Regions from separate parts of the Homo sapiens genome. Here region 2 is linked to region 1. Evidence: chromatin contacts called from ENCODE Hi-C data. All regions are on one chromosome and are shown on one strand. The core of a region is the stretch at or near the end of the contact, and the rest is flanking DNA. Distances in the headings are between cores, read along the strand shown. Region 1 holds the start of POMP (proteasome maturation protein). Region 2 has its middle 35 kb from the start of RNF6.

What was found. Hi-C counts contacts between places; a loop is a spot of excess contacts on that map. Pooled maps may share reads with other maps.
Region 2: a loop to region 1 is called in a pooled map, with 13 times the contacts of the local background. The contact joins the enhancer-like site here to the promoter of POMP in region 1. A Hi-C loop is called at or near these places in 5 of 50 pooled maps.

The regions. Positions count from the first base shown.
Region 1 is chr13:28,654,499-28,660,381 of GRCh38, reverse strand. It overlaps POMP (proteasome maturation protein), which reads right to left and starts at 1,252. Exons shown (of 6, transcript NM_015932.6): 1 at 1,195-1,252. The coding sequence starts at 1,197. RefSeq lists a silencer at 1,320-1,379 and an enhancer at 1,600-1,759.
Region 2 is chr13:26,184,879-26,190,062 of GRCh38, reverse strand. It overlaps a transcript of RNF6 not described here. Among named protein-coding and RNA genes, the nearest start is that of RNF6, 35 kb to the left of the region's middle. RefSeq lists enhancers at 3,649-3,698, 3,749-3,918. Within about 2 kb of position 3,487, at least 34 of the 41 ENCODE cell types and tissues checked have a DNase peak (open chromatin) inside an H3K27ac peak, as active enhancers do.

The DNA.
Region 1 (5,883 bases), core at 3-2,502:
ACTGGGTATCTCATGTAATTTATTGAATACTGTACTGAAAGTGAAAAACAGAATGGCTGTATTGGTACTCAAATATGGCCTCTACTGACTGTGTATGGATTTCACACCATCATAAAGTCAGAAGATTGTTGAACCACCAGAAGTTGGGGACCTTCAGCAGAGATGTGTGATTGTTGCTTTCCAAATGTATCTTCTATTACTTCCCTATATGAACATTCTCCTCCTTCTGGACTGCTTTATTGTAAAGTAACAAGGTTTCAACGCACAAAGAAAAGGTGAATTCTGACTTCTGGATTCTGTTATTGTCATTTTTCCCAATTTCCTTCTGTAAAATATCAAGATTAGTACTTGCTGTTTCTAATAAAGGAAGGAGCCGAGAAAGGCAAATCTACGAAAACCTAACTACTAGTTACATTTGAGAGTGCCTAAAAAACTTTTTAGATAACGATTAGCAGTATTTACCAATAGAAACTTTCTAGATTTGGATGGATGGCCTACCAGCAGTACCGATATCAGAGTCTGTGGCAATGGTGACTCAGTGTTCTTCTCAAATACCACAACTTCTAAGTTAAAAAGAAAGAGAAAGTGGTGGGGAGGAGAAGGAGGGAGGAGATATACTAACAATACTGGCAAACAGGGAATAGCAACTGTCTGATTTTTTCCCCTCTAACATCTAGCACACTACAAGCTCTCAAAAAAGTTTGTAGAGCAAAGCTGCGTTACACAAATGCGACCTATAGTTGTGGGCTGTTTACTAGGCAGTTACAAGGGCGGGGGCTGGGGGAGATGAGGAGTCTGAGAGCTCTGGGCTCCCAGAGGTTACCCGTCAAGGAAAGGGTCGCCAGCGCCACCCCACAGAACGTTGCACTTTCACGGCTGCCTTTTCCACTTCTGCGCCAAGTAAGGGGAGGAGGTCTGGGCCTGCTGGGGTCTAAGGGATGGAAGGGCGCAAACCGAGCTAAGAGGAGCAGGATGAAGCCGAAGCACTGCTAGTGGGACTAGTGCCGGGCCCCGGCGACAGTCACGACCCACCCAAACCCCGTGACTCGACAGATTATGGCGCCTGAGGCCGGCCTCAGCCCCACGCTGCCGCCGCCGCCGCCACCGGGGACGGGTTGGGAGGCGACTGCCTGTTTCTGCCGAGCCACGGTCCCGAGCCCGCGTGGAACTCCAGCCGCCCGGGTACCCACTCACCATCTTCCGCAGCTCTGCGAACAGCCTCTCTGCCCCGTTACCGTCAGTCGACCCCGCCGCTCACTTCCGTTTCCGAGGGCTGGCCCCCACATCCGCCGGAAGTGCGTCCGTCCTGGCGAGGAAGGAAGGAGGGCGCGGGACGCCGGAGGGAGCTGCGCGGGGCCGAGGCTCCCACGCTTGCAATCCCAAGGGACCCAGGGCCAAGGGCGCAGTAAGGGTGTGGGCTGGGAGGAGGGAGGGGTCGGGACGAGACGTGCCTGAGGGGAGGGAAGACACGGACTCCGGTTTATTAATAAACATCTACGGTTTGTACGGCATTTTAAGATGTGCAGTGTGCTTTTGTAGGTACATCGCCTTATTTAACACAAAACCTCTCTGAGGTAGCTATTACATTTCACAGAAGGGTAAACGAGGCGTAGGTGGTTTGAGTGATTTGCTTGAGATCGTTCGGCTAATAAAGCAAAATTGGGACACAAGGCTTTTGTCATTTTTAAAAAACATAATATTGAAGGCCTGGTATGTTCCGAACCCTGTGCTGAGGCTAGGAATACAAAAAAGGACCAGGCCGGTGTGGCCTCTGGGCTAGAGGAGCAGGGGTACTCCGGAGGCTAGAGGGGAGAGAGGGGACGATAGTGACTACAAATTAAGTAAATGTGATCATGACCGACATATGTTGGGCCCTTTGAATTGCGTTATCAACACAGTTCTAAGTGCTTACATCCTTTATCTCTTTTAATCTTTTCAATAACCTTACAAGTACAATTTACAGGTGAAGAAACCGAGACATGAAGGGCTTAAATAAATATGCCTAAGGACATATTTATGAGTCTAGAATCCATGCTCATTACACTATTCTGTATTGTTCAAATATAATGTAATAAAACGGCCTTATAGTCTGCTGCCACAGGATGGAGACATCTTAGGGAATCTTTGGACTGACAGCTAAAAGATAAGAGCGAACTAGTTTGGGGTAGTAGGATATTTAAAACAACATTACGTGCAGATCTGCTTGTGCAAAAACGGAACTGGAAAGAAGGCCTAAGTCTGGCTAAAGTTCAGAAAGTAAAGTGGAGAGTACTGTGAGATGAGGTTGTAAGTAGATGGAGGCAAGTGGTTTTTGTTGTTGTTTTTGTTTGTTTGTTCTAAATAATGATAGGGTTTAGCTATGTTGCCCAGGTCTGCGTTGAACTCCTGGGCTCAAGCGATTCTCCTGCTGCAGCCGGCTGAGTAATGGGAACTACAGGCGTGCATCATGGGACCTAGCTACAGGTTTTTTATGCAGCCTTTGTAGGCAAGATTAAGGATGAGGCTTTGTCTTTAAAAAGCCATCGAAGGATTTGAGAGAGGAAAATGATAAGGCCATATATGTTATGTATATCCACTGCCATGGTCATACAACTTTGAAGTTCCAGATGTTATGTGTTCTGCCATGCTGTCCTTTAGGTGTCTTCTGGTCCTTCACAATAGCCATGTTTAATCCTGAGATTTGAGTTGGAGTGTTTCGTTTGCATCTTTTTTTCTTTCCGTCAATTCCACCTGAGAAATTGTAAAACTGCGAATCTTTTCTTAAAAATCATTTTAACATTTGCTGATTGCTCACAGTTCAATGAATATGTATTGAACATTTGCTTGGTACTAGATTCTGGAGCTATAAAGAAGAAAAGAGCAATTCCCTGTACCTGAGATGCTTATATATTTTCCTGGGGAAATAGACATGCAAACAGATATTTAAAATGCAGCATGGGCTGGGTGCAGTGGCTCACACCTGTAATCCTAGCACTTTGGGAGCTGGAAGCAGGCAGATCACTTGAGGTCAGTAGTTCGACACCAGCCTGGCCAACATGGCAAAAGCCCATCTCTACTAAAGATACAAAAAAAAAAATTAGCCAGACATCATGGTGCATGCTTGTAGTCCCAGCTATTCAGGAGACTGAGGCACGAGAGTCGCTTGAACCTGAGAGGTAGAGGTTGCAGTGAGCAGAGATCACGCCACTGCACTCCAGCCTAGGTGACACAGCAAGACTCCATCTCAAATAATAATAATAAAATAATAAAATGCAGTGTGATAAATGCTTGATAGAGAAAGGGGCTAAACCAGAAAGTTGTTGGGAGCAGGAGAAAACAGCATTCACGGAAGAGGAACATGTAAAGGCAAGAGATCTGTGAAAAGTCGTGTTGTTATCTGAGTAATGGAAAACATTTCCCTGTGGCTGGAGCTCTGGGTGAGCAGGTGAAGCAAAATGAGATGAGGTTGGAGGGACAGGTTGGGGCCAAAACGAAGGGCCTTCTATGGTATGCTGAGGTTTAGGGCTTTTTCTTATAGACAACAGGAGATAATGGAGGTCTTTTCACAAACATTTGGCATTAAAAAAAAAAAATTCTGGTGGCAGCATGAAGGACAGACTAAGATTGGGAGAAAGTAGGAACCAGGATACCATTTAAGCCACTAATGGTACGCTAAGGTAGTGTCACATACTGGAAAGGCTTTGAAAGGAAGGAAAAAGTAGGAGTGAACCTAAGAAATACCAGAATTCAAAAGACAGCCAGAAGAAGGGGAGCCTGCTTTAAAGGCTATGCCATCTTCGAATCAAAAGGGCAAGGAAGTATTGAGAGGTTAGAAAGTAGTTCAAAAGTAGCTAAAAAGGGATCATAAAGCCCTGAAAATAGGCTTTTGGTGACCAGTGTGAAGAGTTGTTTTAGTGGCTCAGCAAGGAGAAAATTCCCTTTATTTTGAGTCTTACACTCAAGTTTATGTCCTATTTTAAATGGTTTGTTACAGTATTAACTAATACGGGGTACTTTTGAGTATGCTAAATAAGAAGTAAATTAGATTTGATGCTGGAATGATTTAATTATGTTTACTTAAGCTTTATGTTAAATAGCTTAGAGGATAGAACATTAGTAATGATAGCTAACATTTGTTACATGTCAGGCCAGGGTTTAGTTTTTTGCATATATTGTTTCAATTAATCCTGTGAGGTAGATACTATCATTATGCACATTTCACAGAAAATGCTGAGGCATTGTATGAGAACAAGCACCCTATTTTGTTTTACTTTTTGTAGTCGTCTTTGACTTTACTCTTAAGTCAGTCTGGTGACATAGCTAGGTAAACTGAGGACAAATTCAGCTTCATTCACATCTGGCAAGAACCCTCCTCCCTCCTCCTAGCTCTTTCCCCATTTGTTACCTCATCTGTCTCCTGTTTGGGTACTATTCTTGTACTTCATCTTGTCAGCTGAATTTGGGTCTTCTGACCTAAATTTTAGTGCTCCCTAACGATCTAAAATTACACTTAACTTTGCTCTTTTCTGTTATTTGCCTAAGCTTGGCCCTGGGCACCCAAACCCTATTACCCAGCCTGCTTGGTTAGCCCCCTCTTAAAAGCTGCTTTGTCTCCACAGCACAGTGCCTTGCATACTTTAGGCAGGTACTCAGCAGGATTTTGAAATCTAGTATGTAGTGAGTGTCTCTTTAGAACTTAAGAAGCTGGAAGAGGCATAGAGAAGAGAGGTCTGAAAATGTCTCAGAGCTAAGGAAGATACGATGTTGAGATAAGGGAATGACCAGTGATGTCAGATAATGATTATGGGAAGATCGATGGGGTTTGGCAAATGGGATGTCATTTGCATAATCTTCTGGTGAGCAGTTTAACTATAAACCAGATTGTTAGGAATGAAGAATTTATAAGAAGAAAATGGAGGCAGCCAAATTTTATAGATCATTCTTTTCAGAAAGTTGTCCATTTCAAAAAATAGAATCAGGATTTTGGTTTGAATGAAAGTTGGGTTTTGTTTTTGTTTCATGTGCATGATTGGACAGACCAAAGTTTGTTAGGCAGATGTTAGAAAGAGTTGGTGAAGGGGCAAGAGTGAAGACAGCAGGGAAGAGAAGCAGCAAGAAGGAATGATTGAGATAATGATCTCTCAGATGCCCAGAACAGTTGTGAGAGGGAATCAAGGACAAAGATGCAGCTGTTAGAAAAAGGAGGCAGGCCCAGGCGCAGAGACTCACTCCTGTAATCCTAGCACTTTGGGAGGCTGAGGCAGGTGGATCACCTGAGGTCAGGAGTTCAAGACCAGCCTGGCCAACATGGTGAAACCCTGTGTCTACTAAAAATATAAAATTAGCTGGGCATGGTGGTGCACGCCTGTAATCCCAGCTACTCGGGAGGCTGAGGCAGGAGAATCACTTGAACCCAGGAGGTGGAGGTTGCAGTGAGCCGAGATGGTGCCACTGCACTCCAGCCTGGGCGACAGAGCGAGACCCTGTCTCAAAAAAAAAAAAAAAAAAAAAAAAAATTATGCTTCCCTACAAGGCTAGGGGTGGAGGAGTAGTTCATATAAGGGTAGTGGTATTATACAAATCTTAAACAATAAGAAAATTACTAGGTTTTCGAGGGCCTGAAAAGAATCTATAAGTTATAAAAAATATATCCAGATCTTCTTTAAATGATTTAAATTCTTACAGTGTTGGGAAGGGTTCAATATGCATAATTTAGGATAAGTCATATTTACAAATCTTCTCTGCAAGCCCCTTCCTATGTGTTAAGAGATGGAGAAATATCAAGTTCATTTGACCCTTTAACCCTAAGAGATGAGTGTTTCATATTTTGAAATATTTTACTAGCTATAATTTCAGATGCAGCTGCTTTTAAAAGAGTGTCTGCTGATTATGAAAAGCTGGGTT
Region 2 (5,184 bases), core at 2,238-4,737, 2.5 Mb after region 1:
GGGTCACAGTCCTGCCAACACCTTGATTTTAGCCCCGTGAGACCTGTGTTGGATTTCTAATGCACAGAACTGTAAGAAAATTAATCTGTGTGTTTTAATCCATCAAATTTGTGGAAAATGAATACAGTGATCTTTAAGGCTATTTTCCATATTTTCCAGATCTAAGAATCCAAAATGCTAAACTGTCAGAGTAGTGATTGGATTAGAGTCAGGAAAACAATTCCAACAGTAAGGGTTATTAAACACAGAAGTGGTTACAGCAAAATTGAGCAGAGAGTGTAAATAAATAAACAAACATGGAAGTGGTTTATTAAGCAGACTGTGAAATCTCTATCTCCAAGGAGCTTAAAAATGAGAGTGGATGAATGCTACCTGTCTCAAACTCAGTCTGAAGTTTCATCATCCAATGTGCTGAGGATGAAGCTAAATCACTTTCTACCCCTCTGGATTCTGTAAAAGGAAGCCTGAAGCAAAAACAGGCAGAGTTTCCTTAAGATTGGGGCAAACTGCCTTTAAATGAGAATAGTTTCCCTTCTGAAAGTTTTAGGAGTTTTCCATTTCCTCCTTGGCATGAAATATGAAATTTCGTATGAACACAGATATACATAAACAAAAAATGTAGCCATTGATAGGTTTATTCCAACTCACACTAAGCCTGTTATTTGATTTAGAGTAATTGAGGCAAGGTGGCATATTTTCATCCAACGATCTATTACAATAGGAAGCGTTTTTTTTGAGATGGAGTCTGGCTCTGTCGCCCAGGCTGCAGTGCAGTGGCATGACCTTGGCTCACTGCAACCTCCGCCTCCCGGGTTCAAGCGATTCTCCTGCCTCAGCCTTCCCAGTAGCTGGGACTACAGGTGCCCGCCACCACACCCAGCTAATTTTTGTATTTTAGTAGAGACATAGTTTCACCATGTTGGCCAGGCTGGTCTCAAACTCCTGACCTCAGGTGATCCACCTGCCTCGGCCTCCCAAAGTGCTGGGATTACGGGCGTTAGCCACCATCCCTGGCTACTAGGAATATTTTGATTCTATCTTACATTTAAGAAAGCTCCCTCTTACTTCATGGGAGTGTAAGCCTTTGAGTCTACAATAATCAGTTTGCATACAACCTCTTCAGAAATCTGTTCTGAGCCGGGCGCAGTGGCTCATGCTTGTAATCCCATCACTTTGGGAGGCCAAGGTGGGCAGATCACGAGGTCAAGAGATTGAGACCATCCTGGCCAACATGTTGAAACCTCATCTCTACTAAAAATACAAAAATTAACCGGGCATGGTGGCATGTGCCTGTAGTCCCAGCTACTTGGGAGGCTGAGGCAGGATAAGTGCTTGAACTGAAGAGGCAGAGGTTGCAGTGAGCCGAGATCATGCCACTCCAGCCTGGCAACAGAGTGAGACTTCATCTCAAAAAAAAAAAAAAAAAAAAAAAAAAAAAAGCTCTTTTGACTTGTCCAACTAAAGCCCCCACTAAAAGGGAGAGAACAGCTGCAGCTTTCACCTAAACTCCCCTCAGTCTTCACTTCTGTGTGTCACCTGCTTCTGGCTTATGCAGTGACTGGAATTTTTGGTTATATTTGTTTTGGAAAGTAAAATGTAAATTCAGCCAGACTCTTGATAATTCCAGTAGTTATTCAACAGTGATCAGTGCGTTTTGACTACAGATTCACTGGTCTCAAGAGTCAGTTGCCCTTCCTCTGTGCCACAATTAAGTCCTTGTCTATGTCTGTCACAAGTGGGGTGGAGGATGGGGTAGAAGGGGAGGGATATTGTTATAATTGCCTCCCTTGCCACCATCAGCACTTCTCACCTGTCCTTGTGAACCACCAGTTTACACTTATAGAATCTAGTTTTGCATCAGCAATTGAGGTCACTTCGCCTTGGAGCCACTGCATCAATCTGAAAGTCTCCATGAGCCACAAGACAGTTGTGATGGTCTGGATGGCAGCCTGCAAATGAGCAGTTACACTCTCTAGAATTCCTAGACTATTAGGGCTGAAGGGACCTTGGATATTAACAGGTTCAAGTCCATTTCACCCAGATGATGAAACTGATGCCCAGACACCTACAGAATCTTGTTTTAGATCACTTGTTGACTTCTAGTTCTATTTTTTGACACCTAGTGTCCAGTGTGCTTTACACTTCAGGCCACTGTGGTCTCAAATAGAGCTAGGAACCAGGTGTGGTGGCACACGCCTGTAGTCCCAGCTAGTTGGGAGGCTGAGGCAGGAGGACTGCTTAAGCCCAACAGTTCAAGGCTGCAGTGAGCTAAGATTGCACCACTGCACTCCATCCTGGGCAACAGATAGAGACTGTCTTAAAAAACCCCCAAAATCAAATAGAGCTGGGGCTAAACATTTAATAAACTCCAGCCTCTGGAGTCCAAGAGATCTGCATTTGAATCCTGACTTTGCCACTGATTGGCAATAAGACCTTGGGTACGTTACTTAACCATTAACATACCCACTAAGTCACCCAATAAGCTTCCAGAACTTGGCCTAATCCCTGGGGAGGGGACCGCAGGAAGAACTAGGGTAATTTTTCTTTTATAACCAGTTCACCAGAGGGGGCCAGGGAAGGGTGGTCGTATGTAGCCCAGAGGAGTCAGAAATTCACCTGAAATCCAGAAAAGAGGCATTTTTCTTGCACACCAGAGCTCACGGGCTGACATTCTCACACTGGACATCCCAGTAAGCCTCCTGCTCCGCGATCCCCAAGGCCATCAGCCTTGCCTGACCTCCAAACGTTTCCCCCTTCTTGTGCCGGCTTAATTTTCCAGGGCTTTCCCCCTTTCTATTCGTCTCCTATCAGGTTCCCGGTCCGAAGGCTAGGACGCCCCACGTCGCAGCCAGGAGCAGAGGCGCCCAAGGTGGCGGTACAAGCCGTCTTCAGGCCTGTGGCCCCACTGATGGCAGAAACAGGAAGCGGGGACAGCCCCAGTCCCGGACCTCAGGCCAAGCAAGGCTCTAGAAAGGTCCCTGACGCTTGCCGGGCGCGGTGGCTCATGCCTGTAATCTCAGCACTTTGGGAGGCCGAGGTGGGTGGATCACGAAGTCAGGAGATCGAGACCATCCTGGCTAACACGGTGAAACCCCGTCTCTACTAAAAATACACAAAATTAGCCGGGCGTGGTGGCGGGCGCCTGTAGTCCCAGCTACTCGGGAGGCTGAGGCAGGAGAATGGCGTGAACCTGGGAGGCGGAAATTGCAGTGAGCCGAGATCGCGCCACTACACTCCAGCCTGGGCGACAGAACGAGACTCCGTCTCAAAAAAAGAAAAAAAAAAAAAGAAGAAGAAAGGTCCCTGACGCTTCCCTGCCCTCCCCGGAGCCGGCGCTCTAGCGCCCCCGGGATCGACGGTCAGCACAGCGAAGGAACGCGCTACCTGTGGCCGAAGGTATAGCGCCGCTGCGGGCCCTGTGAGAGCTGAGAAGACGACGGCGGCCGAGGAGGCCCAATTCCGAGGCTCGGCCCCGTCAGGGTCCGCGCTGGCGGTGTGCGCGTGTACGTGCGCTCGTGCACGTGCATGTGTGTGCGCGCGCCCTAACAGACCTGCTCCGAAGCGTCTCCGCTGACTGCCAGTCGGTAGCGCGACTGGCTGCGGGGCCCACGTGCCACGCAGACGCCCCCCGGCGCGTCCCGCTCTTGCTCTGCGGCCCAACGAGCGCGTTCCTGCCGCGGGACAGCCTTGCAGAGAAACGCGGTCTTACACACGCACTGGCCTCCCGGTCTGGGTTTTTAACTGCTCAAAGCTCCACGCGCCCTGGCGTCTCCACACGGCACTCCAGATGTGTCAGATTTCCAGAAATGTTTTGATCGCTTGCTTTCACTTCTCTTTTTAAGATCTGTTTTTGAACTTTTCCTCTGCGTTGTGTGTATCATGACTCTGACACGTTTTAGGGCCGCGAGGCGGGTGATGAAGCTTTGACATGGGCGCCTTGGTGAATGACCTGAATTCTTACTCCCGAGTAAATCGTCTGACTGGCTTCCCTATCGCATTTTAGGGTTAAAACATACATTTTGTGTTTGTTTCATATCTATGTTTATGTAGACTGCAAGTTTCATAAGGGCACGGGGTGGGAGGGGCTATGGCTCTTTTGCCTCTTACTGTATTTTCAGAACCTAGCAGAAGCTAGGACATAGTGTGTGTTCTCTAAATAGATATTGAATGTGAGGGAGGAAGGAACTTTCCAGAAGTGTGACCTTTGGTTTTGGAAAGGCACAAGGTTCGTAGTTAGGCGTAGAGAACACAAGTTTAGAATCATGGCCTCTACACTTCTGTTGACAATGCATTACTTTAAGTAACAACTTTTTTTTGAGACAGGGTTTCGCTCGTTTTGCCCAGGCTGGAGTGCAGTGGCACGATCTCGGCTCACTGCAACCTCCGCCTCCCGGGTTCAAGCGATTCTCCTGCCTCAGCCTCCCAAGTAGCTGTGATAACAGGCGCCTGCCACCACGCCAGGCTAATTTTTTGTATTTTTAGTAGAGACGGGGTTTCACCATGTTGGCCAGGATAGTCTCGATCTCTTGACCTCGTGATCCGCCCACCTCGGCCTCCCAAAGTGCTGGGATTACAGGCGTGAGCCACTGTGCCCAGCCAAGTAACAACTTTTTTTAAAAAAAATGCACTTCAAATGTATATGTATATGTATTTATTTATAAGTTATAAAAATGTAATGCATGCTCATATATATATTTATGTATTATTACAAAGAGCACACCAAATAGAAATTTTAAAAAGCTAAAATAAAAATAATACCTTGGTCGGGGATGATGGCTCATGCCTGTAACTCCAGCACTTTTGGAGGCCGAGGCGGTCAGATAGCTTGAGCCCATTAGTTCGAGACCAGCGTGGGCAGCATAGTGAGATCCCATCTGTACAAAAAATAATTTGAAAAAATTAGCCGGGCATGGTGGTGTGCGCCTGTTGTCCCAGCTGCTTGGGAGGCTGAGGTGGGAGAATGGCTTGATCCTGGGAAGTTGAGGCTGCAATGAACCGTGTTTGTGCCACTTCACTACAGCTTGGGGTGGCTGAGTGAAATCCTGTCTTAATAGTCAATCAATCAATCAATCAATAAAATGATAACAATACCTACAAGTTCTAAAATAATTTCCTGCAGCGCACTTTGGAGCTCACTAGGTAGACAGTTTGTAGGGAGAGGGCTGCCCTCTACTGGTGGAGGGC